Regions from separate parts of the Mus musculus genome. Here region 2 is linked to region 1. The links are chromatin contacts, found by Hi-C in ENCODE. All regions are on one chromosome and are shown on one strand. Each heading gives the region's core, a stretch centred on a gene start or an enhancer-like site at or near the end of the contact. The rest is flanking DNA. Distances are from core to core; before and after follow the strand shown. Region 1 holds the start of Ifi47 (interferon gamma inducible protein 47). Region 2 holds the start of 9930111J21Rik1 (RIKEN cDNA 9930111J21 gene 1).

Region 1 (3,802 bases), core at 896-3,395:
AGAGGAGACAGAGGGTAAGGAAGGGGGTGGGGGAGAGAAGCAAGGGGGAAGAAATGCAGGGAGAAAAAACAGGAATGGGAGGAATAATTATTTTACTTCTGATTACTAATTGTGTATGGTGAACATTAGAACAAATAGAGATCTTTCAGCATCTTAAAAGAAACCAGCCACGCTTTCTCTCAAGTATGTTCTGTAAGTGTGAGGATGGAGGTTAACGTGCTGTCTCTTATGGAGCAGGATGGACATCCTTAGACCTCAGCAAATCAGCTTTACTCGTGTGTCCATGATGAAACATTACTTAGATTTTTGTTAATTATGTTTGTGGTCTGAAGTGTTTAACTTTTGAGCTGGATTCCTTAGTAGACCACATTAAGATGGCTTTGCATGTACCAGTCTTAGAAGTAAACACAAGTTAAAACAACTTGACAGAGGAATTCCCCAAGTGGCTTGTTTTCCAAAGTACCCAGAACAAAACCCTAAGTTTCCCTAGGTCTTGTAACTCAGCAAGGATTGTGAATGGAAATAATAGTGCCCGATCACATTCTGTTTAAAAGGTAAATACAGGGCGAGACGGGCTGGGCGGGATTGCTGGAGGGTCGTGGGCGGTGTGCAGGAGACGTATCAGCGGGCAGCAGCTGCAGCCAGACTCCCAGCTGGGCAACCCCCACTCACCACGTAGCCCTCGATGAGGCGTGCAGCTCCCGCCCAGGCACTACAGCACCACCCCCAGCGGCACACACACAACCCAAATCATCTATGACTGGAAATTCCTGATGGAGTGTCAGAACTCACCTGTTGCCAAAACACCCCCAAAGGACCTGCCAGCCATTTCTGGGTCACTAGCCCTACCAGCGGTGAGCCTCCCATGCAAGCCAGCCAGAGCCACCACCTGCACAGCAGCCCGGAAGATAAGCGGGCAGGCGGTGAAGTTTGAGATGGACATTTAAGGGACCATAGGACGCAGTGATGTTTCTGGGGCCCCTTGGGCCCTTGGGAAAAGAGCCACAGCAGTCAGGCCTTGTACCAGGCAGACACTGGGTGTGGATCGGCCACCCAGTCCTGCTCTTCACTCAGGGCACGTGCTCTGCCTTCCATTTTGTGAACACCAGCACATACCACCTTGTGCCTCTGTTGATAACCGAGCTGCTACTGCAGGGGAATGACTCTCACCCATACCCTCCCTGCATCGAGTGCCAGCAAGTGGACACAGAGGAGTCTGTCAGAATGATCCAGCAATTCTAGCCCTAGCCTCCGGTGCACACCCACCTTTCCTTAGGTTGGGGTAACTGAGAAAACCACCCTTTAACTTCTTTTCCTGAGAGGAAATAAAAGCCACATTTACCCTAGGCCCACAGCTGGACCCTATCTAGAAAAAAAAAAAAGTAAATACAGATGAGACTTTTTAAAAAGGGAGGGGAGGGAGGAAGGAAGGAAGGAAGGAAGGAAGGAAGGAAGGAAGGAAGGAAAGAGAGAGAAAGAAAGGAAGGAAGGAAGGAAGGAAGGAAGGAAGGAAGGAAGGAAGGAGAGAAAGAAAGAAAGAAAGAAAGAAAGAAAGAAAGAAAGAAAGAAAGAAAGAAAGAAAGAGAAAAGAAAAGAGAGAAGGGAAGGGAAGGGAAGGGAAGGGAAGGGAAGGGAAGGGAAGGGAAGGGAAGGGAAGGGAAGGGAAGGGAAGGGAAGGGAAGGGAACGAAAGGAAAGGAAAGGAAGGGAAGGAAAGGAAAGGAAAGAAAAGAAAGCAAAGCTGGCAGGGTTATGCCATACTCTCTGGTGGTGAGATCCGGCCACATTACAGTGAGCATGGTACGTTTCCTATGAGAGTCACCCATAAAGACTCTGCTCAGTCCAAACTTACTCAGAACTCTCACAGAACAACTGGCACCAAAAGGCAGTTCCAGACCCATGACTCCTATCTGTGATAGACCGGTGACATGACCTGCTGCCTATCCAAGCCAGCTCTGCCCTCTTCCCACAAAGCCAAAACCTAGGTCACACCAGGTGCAAAGGCTTTTCGCACTCACCAGATCCAAGAAGTAGAAAATACCGGGTCTGTTTCTCACTGCAGCCCACAGCACAGCCACCACCAACGGCACGGGTCTGCCCTCCTTCAGGAAAGTCTGAAGCAATGAGCCCTAGCAGAGAGAAAAAAATGAAAGATATATTTGCAGGAAACAAAAGTGAAACTAAAGCTCTTTCTTTGTTTCCCCTGCAGCATAAACATTTCCAGGAAAAAGAAAAGGACTTTAACTTGGTCAGAGAATGAAAGAAGCCTGGAAGATTCAAGGCCAGGAAGACATTTCCACTTGGCCTGTGAAGGGTCACTCGGCCAAGACATCAGGGGAATGAGTTCTCTGAAGCCAAAGGATTCCTGGGGACAAGGATGAAAGAGATGAGGGGTTTTCCAAAGACGCCAGTGAATGACTGAAACACACTGCCCATCGGGAAGGACTGTGCCATGCGTCTGCCTCCTTGTCCTTCTCAGGAACACTGTGGCTGACTAACCTCATTTCAGCCCCAAGGCACCCATGAACCTGGGGTCTCACAGGATCCAGAGCCACCAAGACAACTCAGGAAAGAGAGTAATGGAGTCTTCCTAGTTTCCTTTCTCATTTTATCTACCTCAGGATTCCCTCATGAGAGCGTAGTCTGGCACAAAGTGAAGACAGGTTTTCCAAAAACATCATTTGATGCAATGAGATAATCCCTCACAGGTTTTGTTGGTTTTAACGTTTATCACCATGGAGGAAAGACATTTGCTGCCATGTTGGGAAAAGAAGCTGTTGCTGACATGTTCTGTCCTTGGTGAAGTCTGTCTCTGAACATGGATGGTTTGGGTTATATTGACAGTGTTTCTGCATAATTTTTTGTTTTGTTTTGTTTTGGTTTGGTTTTTGTTGTTGTTGTTGTTGTTTTGTATTTTTGAGACAGGGTTTCTCTGTATAGCCCTGGCTGTCCTGGAACTTACTTTGTAGACCAGGCTGGCCTCGAACTCAGAAATCTTCCTGCCTCTGCTTCCCGAGTGCTGGGATTAAAGGCATGTACCACCACGCCCGGAGTTTCTGCGTAATTTTAACACATGTAATCAGATATGAAGAACAGATTACATGCTCCTGTTAATTAAAATGGTGTCTTTTTTTTCCAGCTCTGTGTGATTTGAGTTTATTCTCCATTTGAATGGCTGGGTGAGTGCAGAGAGTGGGAGGTTGATACCGTCCATGGTCTATGGGTCCGATTTTTGATTATCTGAAGGCACACAGTGACTCTGTCTCCTTCTGTACACAGACGTTCACATGCTTAGTGGATTCTTGTATGAGAACCAAGTACATCTCTTTCTTGGTTTCTATATGAGAGCCAAAATTTAGTTCTGAACATTGAAATCTTGAGGTATAGTGCCTGGCTTCCAGATAACTGAAGCCGTGACTCAATTATATGGCAATGTGTCACAGATTCACCATGAAGATACTCTGAGGTATGAAAAGGGGAGAAAGGGCACCATCTCTCTTTATCACTATGAGAGCATTCCTCAGCATCATGGGGCTCCCACGGTACAGTGGGACAAGAGAAGGGTGAATGAGCTGGAAGTCTGAATGTCCAGGAGAAACCAGATCTGCTTAATTCAGAGCTAAGACACCTGCAATGTCCCTGAGAAGGACACTATGGGTCTCTCTTTAGTTACAAAGCAAATGGTGAGTGACCACATCATCCTAGGTCAAGGACAAAGCTGTGTGTTCATTCATGTGTACACATGCTGGACCCATACATGCGTGCATTTCTATGAGCTGGTATATGTGTCTATGTGTGTGATA
Region 2 (3,802 bases), core at 402-2,901, 110 kb after region 1:
GATCCCTCAGTGTGTGTGTGTTTCTCTGTCCCTCTCTGCATCTCTGACTTTCTCTGTCTCTCTCTGTCTCTGTCTCTCTTTCTGTCTCTCTGTCTACATCTCTGTCTCTGTCTCTCTCTCTCTCTTAAACACACACACACTTCCATCCTACTCTTCTCTACCCACCCCCTTTCTAGTAAAATCCTGCCAGTAGATGTTAGGGTTATGAACTGCAGAGCTGCCCTGAACCTCTGAGAGCTCCATGGCTCATCTTCCCTGTCCCTTGCTCACATTTGGATGAGAAGTGTTTTCTCCATTTTCACTGTAAGTACCAGTCTCTGATCCCACGCAGAAGTCCACTCTCTATTAAAATGACTCCAAGGTAGCATTAAATTGAAAGCCACTCTCACCAACCCCAGTCCTGGCCATACCAGACACAGACTTCCTAACCACAGAGGCACAGACTGTAGGGACAGGAGGCTAATCCAGAGCTATTCCTTGCACCAGCATATTCCTATGTGCTACTATGGGTCTGTGATCGTTCAGACAAATCACTAGTCTGACTGGAGTTTTGTTTTTATTAATTAGAAGTGTTTTATTAGGAAGAAGACTGACCAAGACCAAACCAAACAGAATTCTCTAAGTAATGTTCCAGCAATTGTTAGCCAAAGAATTATAGAGGGAAAAACCACAGTTATTATTTGGGGATCAAATTAACTCTAATCCTATCTGGGTGTGGGCAAGCTTTGATTCTGTAACAGACCTCGAGCAGGGCCCTCAGCCACTCAAGCAAGCAGTTCACACAACAACGAAGCTCAGCAGTTAGCTTGCCTCATCTTGTGACTCACTGGCCAGCTGACAAAGTAGAAAGTGGAAGCAACGTTTTCATAGCTTATACAGGTGAAAAATAATTTTAGTTTTTACAAAATCATGCACAGTGAACTTAACACATTAATCACAGTGATCACCATCTCCGTGGATTTTTCTACGAGTGGCTAGGGAGATAATCACGTGGTAAGTAACATCTTTCAAAGAGAAAGTTATGGATTGGACACCAGAATCCACGTAAAAGTCAGGCATAGTGGAGTGAGTTTGTAATTCCAGCACTGAGCAAGGAGAGGGGCAGAACCCTGAAGCTCACCTGTCAGCCACCCTTGCCTAATCGGTGAAGTGAGTCAGTGAGTGTGTCTGTCCCCAAATAAGGAGCATGATATCAGAAAAATGACAGCATCTACACATACATTTCCACCTACACACAAACACACACACACAGAGAAAGAGAAAGACAGAGAGAGAGAAACAAGGAGACAGGGAGTGAGACAGAGAGACACAGAGAGAGAGAGAGAGACTGACAGAGAGAGAAAGAGAGAGAGAGAGGACAGAAAGAATGTCAACAGAATAAGCAAAGGACAGGGCTACAGCAAGCGTCTGCAATCACTGAACCATGGGCTCACTGGGTCTGAAAGTCAGTACTGACTCAGTAATAGATGACATCATCTGAAAAGAGGGTCTTGAGGTAGGGAAGCAGAATGGTGAGTGGTGCATGGGAGCGCTAACACGGGGCTAGGCTGCCAAAGTATTGGGTGGAGCACACAGGAAGCCCTGGAGTTGGCTAATTAAGTAGAGCTCCACCTCCCTCTCTGTGGAAGGATGTGAAACCTTTTCAGCCAACTCTGTAAACCAGAAACAGAGGTCTGGAAATAGAAACTAAATCTTACCCTCATTGCAGTCCCTCCCTTTAAGGACAAGGCAGGTAAGATTCAGATCTAGGAACTGCAGAACAAAGAGCAAAGTCTGTGGGAACTAAGATCTGGAAGGAAATATGAAAACATCTGCCTTTGCTTCCCATCTGTTCTTCTCTCCAGAGCACCAAGACACCAACACTGTGCATCGATCTGTTTCCTGAACATCCCAGCTTAGAGGATTCCAAAGAGAGCTACCCCAGTGACCTTGCTCCCAGAGAAGAAGGAGGTGACATCACAGGAGGGCCACTGGCATCACGGCTCAGGAACAGGTACCTGAAGGGTTCTAAGTGCAGCTGGACCAGAAATCGAGTGCTTACTTGTGGTATCAAAGATAGTCTCCTGGTAGCAGTGCAGAGGACCTTCGGTCATGGCTTATGTCACTCAGGGGTTGTTCACAGAAAGGCTCTTCTCTGTGTTCTGCACCAAAGAGCAGCCCCAACCCACCAGCAAGGCAGCAACAAACTTCCCTGTCACATGCACATCCTAAGCCTGTTGATCTTTTGATGCCAGCTTGAGCTTGGAGAAAGAGGGCAGCTTGTGTGACCAGATTCCTCACAGTCAATACGGGAACCTCTTTGGTGTAGGATACTTGTTGTTGTAGCTTTTTTGTTGTTGTTATTTTGGTTTTGGTTTTGGGTGAGACTGGATCACACAGTGTGCCTCTGACTGACCTAGAACCTGTAGACCAGGCTGGCCTCAATCTCAAGGAGATCCAGCTACCTCTGCTTCTCTGCTTCCTAGGGCTGAGATTAAAGGCATGCTCCACCACACCCAGCTATACTGGAGCTATTTTATTTATCCCCATGAGGATAAAATGCTATCCAGAACACCCACTGCTATTTCCTCTTCTAGAAGGGAACTGTGAGAAGCCTCTCTCTTCAAACTTCTCAGTTCCCCTTTTCAATGTAACCAGCACTCATGATACCTTAACTGTTTGGGGAAGGGGGGTTGAGGAGTCTTCATAAACAGCAAATCATGGGGAAGTAGCCCCCACTTCAGTCTGGGATTCCCATTGAATCTTCTTTAGCTTCTGGGAGCAGCTTCATTCACCCACTCAGGATACCTCTGTTCAAACTTTATTTTGTTTTTTAGGAACTTGAGAAAGGAGCATATTTCCTTATAGCTTGTTCATACATACGGTTTTTGGTTGGCCACACCACAGCCAGTCCTGTGCCACAGCTCTCTGGCTGTCCTCTGGGTTTGAAGCTCTCAGTTCCCATTATTCTTAAGTCCACTTGAATATCCCATATATGCTACTATCTAGATCTGCCCAAAGCTATTTTTACTCCTCTTATGGCCCTCCTTCCGGTTTCCTGGCCTCTGCAAACACTTCCTACAACATAAATATACATACCTAAAAATGAGAAGCTGAAATCCACATGTGAGTGAAAACATCAGGTTTGCCTTTCTGACATTGGGTGAACTCACTTAACATTTAGTAGTTCTGCCAGTTTGTCTGAAAATTATACACTTGCATTTATATTTATGCATGAATCCAGTTCCATTGTGTCTCTGTGGCACATTTTCATTATCCACTTATCATCTAAGCTGATTGTATTTCTCAGGTATTACTAGAGCAGTAATGAACATGATGTTCCAATATCTTTGTGCTAGGATATAGAGTCCTTTTGGGCTATGCTCAGGAATGGTGTCACTGACCCCATAATGGCTGTGCTTGTTTACAGCCCCACAGCAGCAAATAAGGACTCCCCTTCTGCTACATCCACACCAGCATCTGTTGCCATTTTCTCTCTTGATGCAAACCTCTCTGACTCAGGTGAGATGAAATCCCAAAGTGGCTACAATACGCATGCTTTAATGGCTGAGGCTACTGAACACATTAAAGAAATATTTACATTTATTGGCCATTTGTATTTCTTCTTCTGGAACTCTGTTCAGTTACATGCCCCATGGTTTGATTGGGCTGTTTGTTTTCTCACTAATCAGGGTTTTTGTTTTGTTCTTTGCATATTTTGAACATTAATCTTCTGTTGAATGAACTACTGACAAGAATCCCCTCGCATCTGGAAAAACTGTCTTTCCTCGTCTGTTTCCTTTACTGGACAGAAGCTTTGAAT

Evidence for each region. Hi-C counts contacts between places; a loop is a spot of excess contacts on that map.
Region 2: a map of regulatory T cell shows a loop between it and region 1 (3-fold over the local background). The contact joins the promoter of 9930111J21Rik1 here to the promoter of Ifi47 in region 1. A Hi-C loop is called at or near these places in 4 of 37 maps with a recorded cell type or tissue (T-helper 1 cell, T-helper 17 cell, T-helper 2 cell and 1 more).

What each region holds. Positions count from the first base shown.
Region 1 is chr11:49,085,360-49,089,161 of GRCm38, reverse strand. It overlaps Ifi47 (interferon gamma inducible protein 47), which reads right to left and starts at 2,145. Exons shown (of 2, transcript NM_008330.2): 1 at 2,018-2,145. It also overlaps the pseudogene Gm12188.
Region 2 is chr11:48,977,230-48,981,031 of GRCm38, reverse strand. It overlaps 9930111J21Rik1 (RIKEN cDNA 9930111J21 gene 1), which reads left to right and starts at 1,651. Exons shown (of 4, transcript NM_001114679.1): 1 at 1,651-1,732; 2 at 1,845-1,993. Gm42074 (a long non-coding RNA gene) reads right to left here and starts at 2,485. Exons shown (of 4, transcript XR_879821.2): 1 at 2,042-2,485.